Linked DNA regions of Homo sapiens: region 2 is linked to region 1. The links are chromatin loops, found by intact Hi-C in ENCODE. Cell type or tissue: mammary epithelial cell. All regions are shown on one strand.

Region 1 (8,000 bases):
ATGATTTCTTCCTGGGTATTTAGAAAGCTATTGCTCTTGACTGAGTCAGACCCAATTAGTAAGTGTGACTGCACCTTAGGCTGCCTGTCACCGCATAAATATGAACTTACATGTATGAATGGCTTCCTCTCTTGTGGGAACCAGAGGAAATTGTCATCATTTGACATCGCCTGGGAGTAGCTACGGCTTAAATTCCCATTTCAAATTTTGGAACACACATCTGCATAAAATGTATAACCTACTGACAGTTGAAATTAAACCATTAAGCAGAATCCCCTAGCCAGAAGAGAGGAGAGAGAGAGAGAGAAAGAGAGGAGGGAGAGAGAGCGAGACAGACACAGAGACAGAGAGAGAGAGAGAGAGAGAGAGAGAGAGGAGAAGAAGAGAAGGTAAAAGAAGAGAAGAGAGGAAATCTGGCCCTTGTGAGAAAATACGAGAAGCAAAGGGGAGGCTCTAAGATTTTCCTGGAAGACACACAGGGAAGCTCTGTGTGTTGGCTGCAAGGCAGTGCATTTTCTTTGCCTACCTAGACAGTGCCTAAAGAATCAGCATACCAACAGGCCAGAAGAAATGCATGAGCATTGTCAATTTTTTAAAAAAACGGTGACTAAGAAAAGGTAGAGTTGAAAGAAGGTACTATCAAAATGAACATGAAAATGATACTTTGCTCTCCAGTATAACCTAAAGCAAAGTGTTTGAAACTTTCATTTTGAGATTTCCTAGCAGGAAAGAATTGCAACAAGTTCTGACAAGACACCCATCTTTCCCAGAGGGCACCATACCTGTCCTGTGTCCTCCTGGGAATTTCCCTTCAGGGACAGATGTGCTTAGGGAACATGCGGAGATGTGTCGGGGAAGTCAGCCCTTTCTGCTCTTCTGCTAATGCGACCTCCTAAGAAATGTAGAGATGCCTACACATGTGTTCCAAAGACACAGAGCCTTGACACCCTGTTTCGCCTGTCAGGGAGTACCTTTCTGAACTCCTTGGAAAGGCCTGGGTTATAAGAAGAAACAAAATTTGCACCCCATTGGGAAGTGTGTGTTTCAGGATGATGAAAGAGGCTGTGCTGGTTGTCAGTCAGCCAGTATTTATTTACAGTTTTAGCATTTTGTATGACAAAATGGTATGGAAGAATTTATGATACTGATACAGACTATTAGCCTCTGATACAGAGATGCTATATGTGTGTGTGACTTTTTTTCTGAATCAGCATTTTATAACTAAAATAAACAATCATAGAAATAATTATATATGGTAATACAATTATATGAAACCTCAAATATTCTGCAATATGAAAAATATATGCAAAAATTATGTAGGTACTCATATAGTGAGTTCTGCAAGTATTATTTTCAAGACTTTTAAAATCAACTGATAATCACCATTATTGTAATAAATATAGGTAGATTCCACAATATTAGACATAAACAGCAAACACAAATGAATATTTTACATTGCTGTATTACGTATTCTGATCCAATCTAGCAGAAGGCTATGGAACTGTCTTGTATAAAAATGCCCCTCTCTTTATATGATCAAGGATGAAAACATTAAAAGCCTGCTGTAAAGCTTTAGGATCTTTGAAGGGGGGAGGGGAAATCAGCTTTAAACAGTTTTCTAAGGTATGGTGTTCATTACATACTGGGGAAAGGATCATAAAATATATAGACATGTTGAAATAAAATAAGAATCCAGTTTGGAACTATGCCTGTTTGTAAGACCATATTTCAAAAATATAAGAGTAAATGGTTTCTACCTATCTGAATTAAACTTTAAAAAATTGAGAATATTTTTGTCAACAACTGTCATATTTTGTTATACCTCAACTTTGAAAAATTTCTGAATGTGTGTGATAAAAGATTGATGAATTCTAATACCTAAACTGATTATTGCTAGGCCTCAAGCATCAAAATGCCTGACATGATAACTTTTTTTTTTCATTTGTAAAAGATTATGTAGTTTAATATTTGGGGCTATTAAAATAAGCCCACAATACATCTGCATTTTAACAGTAGACAACAATATTTTTCTTATTGATGTATCAGAAGTACAGTTATTTCTTAATAAAAGTATGGTTGCTAGACAGGCTGCAGGCAGTATTTTTGAAAAAAAAAAAAAAAAAAAGAAGAAGTCAGTGACCAGGCCCTTCATAGGTTAAACCCTTAAATGAATGACCTCACCTGATGAGGTGCAGTATCGTGTTTTAAAGCAGTCAATTTGTTCTGCAATGTTCTGGAAATACACGCGAGCTTCTGTTACAGTGCAAGGAGCCAAGGTACACGTATGTGCAGACACTCACCCACACACGTCCCTCGGTGTCTTCTCAGCAAAGCTTCCTACTGCATTGTGTTTCATTACCATTTCTCCTGGTTTTAACCCCAGAGCACATTCTAGTTTAAAATTATTGCTAAAAGAAGAGCCAGGCCTTCAGACAAACAGAATGATGAAGAATTAGATTTATTATATGTAATATAGTTTTGCTAGTATCCTGGCATCTCTGTTTTTACACACACACACACACACACACACACACACACACACACACATGCATGCATTCCTGACATCATCTTTTCCTGAGCTGTGGGATTTTCAGTTCTACTGCATCCGCTTTCATGGGGCCTGAGGGTCATGGAGATTAGAGACGGTGGGGTGCTGGGAGTAAGAAGGTGCTCATTAAAGAGAAGATGAGTATGCAGCACCTTTGAGCTTCATCCATTCACTTGATAGGAAATTACAGAGCACACGCTTGCTATTTTATTTAATTAGAAGCAGACCTTTGTAAATACAAATGCACCTTAAGGACTTCAAAGGTGATTTTTATTTAATTCACATAAATGTATGTAAGGAAGAAATGTTATCAGGTGAACAATTTCAGGGCTGCCTCCACTTCCCTTTCTCCCCCATCTTTATTAAACAGATTAAAAAGCTATCCATAATCTCAGGGTTCACCTAAATTCCGAGGCCTTTTAACTTAAGCTGCATGCCCCTCCAAGATGCCCTCTGTAGGAAAACAAAATGCCACGCAGACCTTCAATAAATGCCAGTGGATCGTTCTCCACTTTTTGACTCTCTCCTTTGTCATTTTGGTGTGACCACGGTTTGCTGCCTCGGGGGATCAGTGAGTCACGGGGGGCAGAACCAGCGCAATACAGCATTCTGGTAGGGGAACTAATTTTGACTAAAATATTTGCCAATTCTAATCCCCAATTCCTGGACCTCCGGGTAGCTGGCAAGGTATTTTATGTTAGATGTGTCTGGAGTAAGGTGCACGGAGTATTTCGACAAGAGACTCAATTCAATGCGTATTAAAACTTGATTGAGAGAGGGAGAGAGAGAGGTCATTTTATAAAGAAAGACCTGTGAACACTGTAGATTGGAAATTTATGTTTGCAAAATAAAAGGATGGGTTTATCAAGTGGATGCATTTACAAAATGTGGCATCCAGGTTTCGTAAAATTAGCTGAATTCTACGGGTAAGATTATGAATGTGGCTCATAAATAATTAATAGGTAGTGAAAAAGAATGTATTTTGCATTAGGCAGTGCATTCAATAGTATTTCGGAAATGAGCACTTCGATTTCCTCGGTTTCCATGCGTGGCCCACCTCTCCAGAGCAGGGCAGGCACCCAGGGGTGTGCCCACACAAACAAGCGCGTGTGGGCATTTTCTTGGCTGCTGCGCTGAAGTGCACGCTGGGCCTTGGTGCCCGCACCCTCAGCCTGGGAGATAGGGAGGTGGTGCTACCTGCAGGCCGATTGTGTCCCCGCCATAGGACACTAGTGGGCGGCAAACCTCACAAGACTCTTGCAGCCAGCCTTCAGCAGAGCCAGCAAACCCAGCCGCCACCGAGGGAGGACTGCTCCATGCAGATGGTCAGGGGCTTTCTTCTGAAGACGCCTCCCCCACGATCTCTCAAGTTCACTGCGCCCAAACTCCGGCGTCGTAGAGTTCGTCTAACAGGAACCGGGCAAAGGCAACCGCAGGTCAGGCGAGGTCCAGCAGCCTTTGTTTTCAACTGTACAGCGGAGGACCGTATTCACAGCAATATCTAGAAACCTAGAAGGTGCCCAGAAAGGAAACACAGGTGTTGCAGCGGGTAGCGGGCCCGCAGAAGGGTGCATTTGCACCCCCTTTCCAAAGCCGCGAGGGAACCCCGGCGTGGCGCGCGCCTCGGAGGTGGCAGCTCCGGGAGCAGCTCCGCGCCTGATTGGCTGACCTTCCAATGTCATTCCAGGAGCCGCCGCTTCTCCTGCTGATGGTGACAGGGGTGATGCTGACGTGCCCGCTCCTCCGCAGTCCATCAATCTCCGCAGGCAAGGCTCCGGGACCGGGAGCCCCCTTCCCTCTCCCCCAGGCCCACTGGAAAACACCTGTTCCCCTGGACTGGGGGGTTAACTCTTCAAGTTCCAAAGACCTGGGCACAAAAATGCTCATCTTATCTCTCCGCGCCCCTCCCCCCAACTATATTTATGTTCTTTTCTTCAATGTTGTGAAAATGCCAGAAAATTCAAAGTTGCATTTCCCTTGCCGAATCTATGGGTTAAGATAAGGCAGTGGGAATGGAAGATTCCAGCAGCCCCACGGAGTATCCACTATGTCGTTCTGAATTCAAAGGGTGGAGCACACGGATGTTTTCTGCAGGTGACGCAAGGTCTGTCAAGGTGGCAGGAGGGAAGCAGGGACAGGATTTTGGTTCAGAGGTCAGACAGCTTCTGACCAGGACGTTCAGAAGGGTTGGGTTTCACAAATCTGCTCCTGAAAATCAGTTCCCTCCATATTATCCTTTTTCTAAAAATCTTGGCTGTTTCCTTGATGGAGTCTGTGGTAATCGTTACGCCTGCATTTAGGTGATGCTGATTTGGCTAGTGACTGCCTCTCTCACTAGCTAGACAGGAGCCTCCATAGTCTGAAATGCGTGCGAAGCCTGAGCGTGTCCTTAGCACAGAGCAGAGCACATGGTATGGAGTAGTGGAAATAGATGATGTTCCTTACGGAGTGAAAGGAAAAAGTGATAGGCAGAGCCTTTCTCCCCTCCTTAACTCCTGTCCACCTTCCTCCCTCCCGTCCACCTCTCTCTTCTGCCTCTAGCTGATTGGCTCCCCCTCTTAGTTTGCTTTCCTGGACTTGCTCTCCTGGTCCCTATCTTGCATTCTGACTAAACCACTGGACTCTTTTGCTCTACCCACCTTTTTCTGTCGTAGTGACTCAATCACGGTAGAAATGTTTATTTTCCAGAAACGCCTGTGGCTTGGGGCATTTTCTTCTCTTTTCAAAAAGAGATTCATATTTCGAGTATCTGATGGGACTTCATCACTGTTGCACAACAGCTATGTAATTGCTTTAGGTGCTCTTCCTGCCGTGCAGTGGGTCAAGTGTCACAGACAATAATTTCATCCATGTGCTGGACCCCTTGTTCTCAAGTGTACGCTGCTAAATGGCATGATTTAAAATTCCTATACAGTGTTTATTGCCCTGTCGCATTTTGAAAGCCAGCCAGAAACATCAAACCGACATTTAGGTTCCCCGCCCACTCCGCCACCCCCAGCTCTTGGGAATTCATTTCTTCATCAAAGAGCCACCCAGGACATCAAAACAAAGCTTACTTTCTCAGGCCTTAATTCATCTTTAAAAAGTCATACTACTGTTTTCTTCAGCATCCTATGGATTTATGGGTTTTTTGTCATTATCTTTATTTCTTATTTTGCAGATTCAAATATGACAGTTGCTATCTTCATCAAAGTAACATGAAAGGATATCTTAATCATTGTTAAAGTTGATTTTTGTCCAAATATAAAAATCAAATTAAGTGTCTTATAGCTTACAATATTTATCAGCTTTTGATTTTTGGACATCTCTATTTGTTCTATGTGATCAACGCTGATTTTTTAAAAATCATGCAACTGGATTAATTTTTGATCTTGAAGCCCCCTGGATTATGTAAATACATATTATGGTTTAACAGAGAGGGATGAATGGGATTGAGAAGATATATGTCAAGATATGAAGAAGGAAAGAGGCTACTACACAGAGAGTTAGAATGACAGGGATTAATGAATCTTGCCTGTATCCCTAGTTATTTTTTTTACTGAGAAGACAGTGAGTAAGATTTAAGAGTGAGCAAGCAGTCCTATTTATAGAAAGCTGTTTTTAAGTGCAGCCGCAAAGACAGTGAAAGAAAGAATTGAAAATGCAAGAGATCACCTCCATACTAAATGCTAGCTTCCCCTAACGTCCCAGCTCTGTACAGCATTTTGTAGGAGAAAAAAACAAAAAAAAAAGCATACCAACCCTTGCAGAAATATTATGAAATCTCTTTGGACTCTCTGCAGAATATTCTAGAAGTGCTCTCAGTCTTTAAGTCTATGTTAGGCTTGGGAAGCTGGGGATGAGAAGGCAATATATATATTATCTGGAAACAGCTTGAGTAGGTCTGAACAAAAGACTGGAGGTGAAGGGAGGACATTGAACTTGCAGCACTGCTACAAATATTTATTCTGCAATAAGCCTTGCCTTTCTTAAAGATGTTTCACGGCAGAATAGTAGGAGGGTGAAATCTGCATACATCTCAGTAATAAAGCAATTACTGAGAGAAGAGTTCAAATTTAGGATCCTGTGATTATCACAAGTCCCTCCATGTTAACCTGTTCTCAAACTCTGGGGTTTTAAATTGCAATATATGAAGTCCTTATTTGTCAGTCTGTGTCGGGCAGACAATATCACCCCAGGCTTTGTGATTGACACAAATGTTATTGGACAAGGGAAAAAGAATGCCACATGCTCTTATAAATGAAATAGTCTTTATAAGATTCCATATATAAGTGAGATCATGGATTTTGTATGTGTGTGTCTGGCATATATCACTTAGCTAATGTCCCCCAGGTTCCTTAAGTATATACAATTTAGCATAAAAAAAGAAATGAAATAGTTTTCCTTTCTAGGCCTGTATTTGTTACTTATAGCATTCTGGTTTTCCTGGTTCCAAGTGGGCTTTGGGTTTTATTAATAGTAGAATCGTTGAATTTTTATGCAAATACTGCTGATTTACAGGTTGGAAATCTGGACAAAATCAGACCTGCCCTAGAAGATGATGCTGTGGAAAGTGTTTGCCTTTTGTCTTATAAAGAACCATCTATAAAATGGATCATTTTGTCGCTAGTCTCTCCAGACTATGAAATTGGCATTTTGATAAGGTGATGGAAAGAAATTTGAACTATTTAATTACTGATTTTGATTCATACAAGCCTTGACTCTTTTAGTATTAAAATGAAGAAACAGGAAACAGTTTTAAGTCTGGTTTTACATAAAATTTACACTTTTTTCACACTGAAAATAAAACAGTAAAAGCCAGCTTATAGTTCTTTCTAAATATCCCAACTTTCTCATTATTGGATGCTTCTGCAAAACAGCAGTATGGTGATACCACTCCCAGTGTTGACCTTGATGACCTGAGGGTCCCAAAGTGGCTTCAGCATTATCATGGAGTCACCACAATGATCAGGTAGAAGCTGGTGTTAGGACCAGCGTGAATGGGTCACAGGGGCTGAGGGGGGCTGTTGGGAGGTAGCCCATGCCGTATACTGAAGAGCCATCCATGCCACTTCAGGTGGGTGATTGCAGTGGACTCTCTTACCATTGATTAATCTTCCTAATATTGAGTAAAGCATTGATTCTTCTCATAAGCATGAACTGCTGGATGATGGGAACATTTCTGTGATTGTATCATAAGAGAAAGACAAGTAGAAAGATAATTAGAACTGCTGCAATTCTATGTATATTTTAATTTAATTTATTTTTTTAAATACAAAAGACAGCTATATTTCCTATATAATAAGGAAACTTATTACTTTAAGGAAATATACTTTCTCACGAGAGAAACTCAAGATTCAATTCTTTTCACAGTTAGCCCCGCTGTGGTGTGATTTGATCTTGGGTTCCATAGAGATACAGAAAATCCAAGTCCCAGTCTGCTTAATTGCCATGTTTATTTTTTAATCTCGGC
Region 2 (8,000 bases), 700 kb after region 1:
GAACTACATGTCAGCAAGCAGGTCCCTTCATTCTTGTGGAGGATTTAGCTAAATTGGTGGCTCTATGAAAACACTTTCTCACAGGCATTTGACTTTACTGTCTACTCTTCTTGACCTGACTCCACAGCCCCCATACTGTGAATCCAACTTGCTGTCTTAGGGAGGCTTAAAGCCTCACCGGGAGCCAGTTGAACAATTAGAATATTTAATGGATGTAAATCTCATTTAAAAAATAATATTATTTTATTTGGGTCACTATATCTAACATTAAAACACTAGGTAAAATAGGGGAAATCTCTTTGTTGGTAAATTTGACTTATAGGTGACGTTTACAGGGAAATTCATTTGATTAATTAATTAGGTCACATAAATGTAATTCAGTGGTTGCAGCAAAACAATTTTCACATAGAGTAATTGAATTTTCAAAACATAGAATCTTGAAATCTATTTCTAAACAGTGAGAAAAGCCATAGCTCATCAATGCAAAAGCCAGCACATCTGTGGATTCAGAGGAGCATAGACATTTGTTTATAATAAAAAAGGTATGAGCTCTTCCACCAGGGTCTAACTCCGAGCCAACAGATACAAATAAATAAATGGTTTACGCGACTGTTTCACTGACACCTGCTGGCACCATGAATATACTAAATTAGATTGGCTGTTGGGAAAAGCAAGTGGAGTCCAAGAAAACCATAAATGGAGAAACTTGCTGTGAAAAACAAAAATGATTTTACTGCTCTTGGATAAGTCAGACTTACTACTAATGACAGGCTGAGGCATGGAATCCCCTGGGAAGTTATTATTAGGCAATCCATAAGTGTTTGCTGAATCCATCAATGCTGTTCATCAGCTCGAAACCTTCTTCTGACTTCTCATTGTCTGCCCTCCCCCGGTCACATTTGGCAGGTTTTCAAGGTCTTGCTCCACTCTGTCCGTTCCCTCCTGACTTACCGCTGGGCAGGTGTGCACCCTTTGCAGGCTCCACTCACCCCATCCTCCTTCTACTTCTCTGAGCCGTGCCCCGCCACCTCCCCCCCTCCGTCAAGCCCACCTGGGCTCTGAGTCTTCCCACCACTTCAGACCACCCATACTCACACTTTCTAGATGCCTGCTGGCCTTCACTTTCTTACCATGCATTTCCACACTTCATAGTTCTCTACAGGTTCTTAAGTGCTTATTTCCTCTCTGCAGGTCGATTATAAACACTTTCAGGACGGAGAAAGCTTTCAGAGGCTTGAGAGATCCAGATCCATAGTTTGTACTTAAATGTATGTGTGTACGTGTATATGTATATACATACATATGTACATGTATACATACATACACATGTATGTGTGTATGTATACATACACGCATACACATAAACACACATATCTGTTGACTGCCTGAAAGTCTACAAAACCTTTATTCCCTAGAGCCTCATCTTGGTGGCATTCGCATATCTTTTTTTACTTTTTGAGACTGAGTCTTGTTCTGTCACCCAGGCTGGAGTGCAGTGGGGCAATCTCAGCTCACTGCAACCTCCGCCTCCCGGGTTCAAGTGATTCTCCCATTTTAGCCTCCCAGGTAGCTGGGACTACAGACACCCACCACCATGCCTGGCTAATTTTTGTATTTTTAGCAGAGACGGGGTTTCACCATGTTGGCCAGGCTGTTCTTGAACTCCTGACCTCAAGTGATCCGCCCACCTCAGCCTCCCAAAGTGGTGGGATTACAGGTGTGAGCCACCGCGCCCAGCCTTATACCATCCTTGAAAAGGCTCTGGTTTCTAAATGAGTCCTACGCATCAGCCTAAATCCTACTTTGACCTGGTGGACCATCTTCACATCAGCAGGGTGGAGTTAGCACCAGCCTCTCTCTTGCCCCACATTTAATCACCCCCAAATCATTCCAGAATGATTCGGGGCTTCATGAAAGAGATTACCTTCCTATTGGGTGTGCACTCACCTTCCCATGCCAGTTTTCAACCTGGAAACACTGTGATTCTGGGATATTTCCTTAGAATGTAAGCTCCATGAGGACGGGGGTCTTTTCTTTTGTCTTCTTACATTTCCAAACTCAATTCTATTCCCTGGTGCCTGGAACAAGGCCTGGCACACAGCAGCGAGCCCGAGAGTTCTTGCTGGGTGCAGGCCTGAGGGTCAGTCTCACCCGGTCGTAAGCGTACCTGGAGACGCCACAAACATGATCTGTATTTTGACACTTTCTCGCCAGTTAGACAAGTCAACCAGTACATCATGAAGGACAGAATGAGAGCGCAGGCTCTGGGGCCCAACACCCATGTTCAGATTCCGCTCCTGCCATGCATACTCAGGTGACCTCCTGTGTCCATTGACGGTCCAGTGGCTCAGAGGGGCTGGGAGGGCCGGATGCATTCACAGGTAAAGGAAGGGTGCCTGGCACAGACCAAGTTGCACTGTACGTGGGTTTGCGGCTGCTACCGGACCACCGCCCCAGCATCGTGGCGATGACTCCACTTTATTTCTGCTTTCCTACGTGGGTGTGGGCGTTGATTTCGCTCTTGTCCTACCTCAAGACTTCTTTAGTGTGTTCTTTTCTCTCCTGTTTAGGCTCCCAAGAAACATTTGCAAAATGGGATTATCCGTGGCTACCAAATAGGTTACCGAGAGTACAGCACTGGGGGTAACTTCCAATTCAACATTATCAGTGTCGACACCAGCGGGGACAGTGAGGTTTACACCCTGGACAACCTGAATAAGTTCACTCAGTACGGCCTGGTGGTGCAGGCCTGTAACCGGGCCGGCACGGGGCCTTCTTCTCAGGAAATCATCACCACCACTCTCGAGGATGGTAGGTTCGGCCGGGGCCTGGTCGTGGCTTTTCCCTCCGCAAAGGTTCCCTCGGGTCTGCCCCGGGGCTCCCCCAACCTCGCACTCCCCCGCCCCACGACTTTGCAGTGACCTGCAGGGCCTGGGGTCTCGGGTGGAAAAGCCTTCCCTCGTGACCTCGCCCACCCCGCTGATCTGCCCGCCCTGGGGCAGGGCTGGACTGCAAAGCCAGCAAGTCCCTCCCTTTTCAGACTCTTCCTCATTCATTTCAGGTACAAGAATTGGGCTTTTCTGGAGTGAAAACAAGGCTCTCTCTATTACTGCAGAAGTCTCACGAGAATGCAGAAATGCTATTTGCTAAAAAACTTTCTCCCAAATGTTAAGAAGGTTTTTTAAAATTTATTTTATTTTTCATTGTTTCCTATTTTCAAGCATTCTGAGTACAGAGAAAAGGAATTTTCAGATTGCACAGTGATCGATCGCCCCCTAGCGGCCGAGATAAATTAATTAGCCCTTCCACCATGTCACTGAGAATAACCCAGAAGCTCAAATTTCCAGTAGTGCTTGAAAATAGAGAACCCTGGTATCCAGAGGCACAGTGTTTTAGGCAGGAAGTTAAGATATGGGGTTATTTGTAGCAATAAGTGGTAGCTTTGAAGGCAGGAAGCTGGCACTACATTTACCTCTTGTGCAGTTAGTCATTTGATCATAGATTTTTTTTTGAGACGGAGTCCGGCTCTCTCTCCCAGGCTGGAGTGCAGTGGCGCGATCTTGGCTCGCTGCAAGCTCCGCCTCCCGGGTTCACGCCATTCTCCTGCCTCAGCCTCCCGAGTAGCTGGGACTGCAGGCACCCGCCACCACGCCTGGCTAATTTTTTGTATTATTAGTAGAGACGGGTTTTCACCGTGTTAGCCAGGATGGTCTCGATCTCCTGACCTCGTGATCTGCCCGCCTCGGCCTCCAAAAGTGCTGGGATTAGAGGCGTGAGCCACCGCGCCCGGCCCTTGATCACAGGTTTGCGGAGGCAGATAGGACTTGCACCTGTAATATCTGACAATTTTTGCGAGGAGAGGAGTCTTCAATGACTTGCAGCCTGAACACTGGAATTGTCTATCTTCATAATTGCAATAGTCGTTAAATATGCCTTTGTTTTTGCTTCAATGCTCATTTTTCATTAAGATGCGTGTCTCAGCCAGTATTTTGCACCGCCCCAGCGCCAACATTTAAGGTTTACAAAAGCTCAGTACTAAAAATATTTTCAATATTCTTCTGACCTGTCTATGGTCTCTCTTCCCTCTAGAGAAAGGGATGAGGATGAGACAGGAGAAATCTATGATTATGTTTCTACTTTTTAGCACTTTACAATGGTTCAGCTTCCAATTTATATGCCAGATATTACTAAATACAGAGGTACCGTACTCTATAAAGTAAATGCAACTTAAAGAAGTAACTTCCAAGAGTAAGGGGAAAATAAATCAGACAAACAATGATTTTCTACTCAGGCAATAAAATTAAGAAGGGTACACGACTCAAGTCCCAACAACTGTCCTAAAAGTAAAGAAACTAAGTTGGAAAGAGAGACTATGGAATCCATTAGAATATATGCATTGACTCATGATATTTTACTGAGCACTGAGTTATCATAAGATTTTTCCAGGGAAGTGATCTTTGTTATTTTTTCTTTCATTTTGGGGTTGAGTGCAATTTTTTGCTTGCATATTGAAATATTAAAATACGTTGCTTTTTCGGTTATTGCTTTGCTCATAAACCACCCACAGTTATTACAGATTCTAATTATTTGATTTCAGTGCCCAGTTACCCCCCCGAAAATGTCCAAGCCATAGCAACATCACCAGAAAGCATATCAATATCCTGGTCCACACTTTCCAAGGAAGCCTTGAATGGAATTCTCCAGGGGTTCAGAGTCATTTACTGGGCCAACCTCATGGACGGAGGTAAGAGGACTAAACTAGGACTTTGGGTTTGCCTCCAGAGAATGCATGATGGAATTTGCAGACCCCTCCTAGTTCCTAACAAGGGGCTCAGGATATGGCGGGCACCTCTTTATCAATAGACACTTTCCCCTTTTCTGTCATCCCTCATCTGACATTTGAACAGGTCTCTTTGTTTAAAACATCACACACCTTCGAAACCCAAGTTGAAGCCTAGGCGGGGGCGGCACTTGGGAAATTTCAACATGGATGTATTTTCCTAATTATGTCTATGTCAAGGCTCTGCAGGCAGCACCAAAACCTCCATCTCTATCTAGAACATTCTGTGTGATATGTATTCTAAAATGTTGGCCTCTTCCTACTTCCCAAATAGAACTCCGCGGGGAAACGTTAAATTTCCTGTAGTTGTGCTGTAAGTGGGTGTGGGAAGAGTGCCCAGGCACATGGAGGGGGGCACTCAGGAGGGGGCCAGGAAGTTCAGGGCCCTCCCGTTTTGTCTCCTGTTTCTCTTTCTCCTCTTCCTTCCCCTTCTCCTCCTCTCTCTTTTCCTTGTTCTTTATCGTGTGTGTGTGTGTGTGTGTGTGTATTTCAAGTGGTAGGGCAAAATGTTCCTGTTTGTTTAGGGCAAGGCTTTGAATAAACGACTTTCTCAAGTGGACATAAGATTGGGGCCACAAGTTTCTTGCAGCAACACCTCAGTGTCTTCGCCCTCAGGCTGCGAGTGGTGCCCACCAGGCTGGGCCGGGCTGCGTGAGTGTGCTGGGGCAGAGCGAGGCTGCAGCCCCCAGCAGGAAAGGCCTCTGGAAGCCTGCTCACTGTCTCTGTCCCAAGCCTGGGGGGCCCACACCTGCCTCCTCCCCTGCCCTCCATTTCCAGCCCCCTCCTGCACCCCCCGTCACTGGACAGTACCTTCCCTCTTGTTTGGGGTTTCTTTTCTTTTTTTGAGACAGGGTCTCCCTCTGTCACCCAGGCTGGAGTGCAGTGGCACGATCTCAGCTCACTGCAACTCTCCACCTCCCCGGGCCCAAGCAATTCTCCTGCCTCAGCCTCCCAAGTAGCTAGGATTGCAGGCGTGCACCACCACACCTGGCTAATTTTCAGTATTTTTAGTAGAGATGGGGTTTCGCCAGCTTGGCCAGGCTGGTCTTGAACTCCTGGCCTCAAGTGATCTGCCCACCTTGGCCTCCCAAAGTGCTGGGATTACAGGCGTGACCCACCACGCCCAGCCTGGGGCTTCTTTCAACCCCTCTGACTGGGTGTGATCCCTGATGAGTGCTCACCTCTAATTTTGGGCAAATGCGGTCAAGGACCTATCCCTTCCCTGCTCAGGACCACCTGGATCTGTTCTACCAGGCAGACCCCTGTCCCCATGCAGGTAAACATAGGGCTCCACAGGTGGCAGCAGCCTCCACGGTTGGTGCAACAGTAAAGGCAAGAAGACACATGAGCAGCACAAGCATTACTGGCTCAGCGAGCATAGGCCTTTGAGCCTTAGCTCTGCATGTCCCTAACTGTGTCCCTAACATGTGTTTCTCAGGACTGAGAGCAGACCTCATGCCTTTGTTGCCACATGTAGTACCTGGAGCACTACCAGCCATGGGAGGCAATCTAGAAGGACCCCCCCCCGCCCTCCTTGGTCCTGCAGTAGACACATTTGCCAAACACCCACTCGACACTGAGCTCATGGGAAACACCAAGGTTGCTGTGTCTGTCCCTGTGGAGGTTCCAGACCAGTGACCGAGGGAGATGCTAATGAATACAGAACCACAGACCCAAGAAGGGACAGCCCCACAGAAGGGCAGATTTAAGTAGATGATTCTGTAACACCTTCACCCCTCCCACCTAAACACAAGTTTTAAAACACCCCAGAGTAAAGAGCAATGAAAATTTGCAAAAGTCATCTATTTTTATGGACAAAATACCATAGGATATCATTACATATGTTTCTTCTGATTTCTACTCCTTATATTGAGTGGATGAAATTAAATACCCTTAATGTTCTTTGAAAGGCAGTGTTATGCTAAGATGTCTTTTCTGTTCTTATTGGAAATATTTCAGAATCCAGTGGTGACTTCATCCACATCACCCATATTTTCTAAGCTCACTCACATTTGCTAGCATTGCCTGCTGGTATCTTCATTCTAAAATGAAAGATGTGGCTTCATACCTTTAAAGCTTTGAAAACTTGAATATTCAAAAACATAATTCTTTAAACAAAGAAATGCTTGGGAGTGTGCATGCAGCTTTTTAAAGATACTTTCACTCATGGGATTAAAATCAAAGTGATGAGATAAATGTGCGATGTAGAAGTCTGCACTTCATTTCCGAAAGATAAGCAAGAAACCTTCAGAAACATGAACCTGCCTGCGAATGGTCACTCTTCCTGCTACCTGAGAGATTTCGTTTATGAGGCAGGTCAGTTCACGGGGCTACTGGACACTTTTGCACAAACTCCCCAGACTGCAGCCTCCGGGACTGGCTGGATTCCCACAGACACTGAGCAGGAAGTGACTGCTGACCGACACCACATACACGTGCGCACACACCACACATACATGCACCCCACATACACCACACACCACACATACCACACACACACCTCACAAACATCACATACCACACCACACCCACACATATCCCACACTCACCACACACACCACACCTCACACACCCCACATGCACACACAACACACATACACACACCCCACATACACCACACATACCACACCACGCATACCACACACACACACCACACATACACCACATATCACACCACACACACATCCCTCATATACCACACGCCACATGACACACACCCCTCATACACATACACAAACTGCATGTACATCACCCACCACATGACACACACTCCATATACACCACATACCACACCACACGTACACAAACACCACATACACCTATGAAAGGAAAATATCTTTTTGGCCCCCAAAATCACTAAGGAAAAGTCAAGCTGGAAACTGCTCAGGGCCAACCTGCCTCCCATTCTATTCAAAGTCACCCCTCTGCTCACTGAGATAGATGCATATTTGATGGCCTCCTTTGGAAAGGCTGATCAGAAACTCAGAAGAACGCAACCCTTCCCCTCTCACCTACCTGTGACCTGTAAGTCCCCTCCCCGCTTCCTGTCTTCTTGCCTTTGCTTCAGGTTGTCCTGCCTTCCAGACCGAACCAATATACTTCTTACCTATATTGATTGATGTCTCACGTCTCCCTAAAATGTATAAAACCAAACTGTGCC

What was found. Hi-C counts contacts between places; a loop is a spot of excess contacts. Peaks named below come from ENCODE experiments on the same cell type or tissue, not always from the same donor. Only the 100,000 strongest peaks of a DNase experiment are listed, where the experiment ranks them.
Region 2: it touches region 1 in a loop (17-fold over the local background); 6 of 110 quality-filtered maps call a loop at or near these places.

Annotation. Positions count from the first base shown.
Region 1 is chr21:40,837,916-40,845,915 of GRCh38, reverse strand. The region is part of intron 1 of DSCAM (DS cell adhesion molecule); the gene reads left to right. Among named protein-coding and RNA genes, the nearest start is that of DSCAM, 5.2 kb to the left of the region's middle. In mammary epithelial cell, a CTCF peak has its summit at 3,772 (motif pointing left); DNase peaks (open chromatin) are centred at 95 and 785; H3K4me3 peaks cover 2,170 bases; H3K27ac peaks cover 4,659 bases.
Region 2 is chr21:40,139,302-40,147,301 of GRCh38, reverse strand. It overlaps DSCAM (DS cell adhesion molecule), which reads left to right. Exons shown (of 33, transcript NM_001389.5): 17 at 2,571-2,811; 18 at 4,598-4,744. Among named protein-coding and RNA genes, the nearest start is that of MIR4760, 69 kb to the left of the region's middle. In mammary epithelial cell, a CTCF peak has its summit at 3,280 (motif pointing left); a DNase peak (open chromatin) is centred at 891.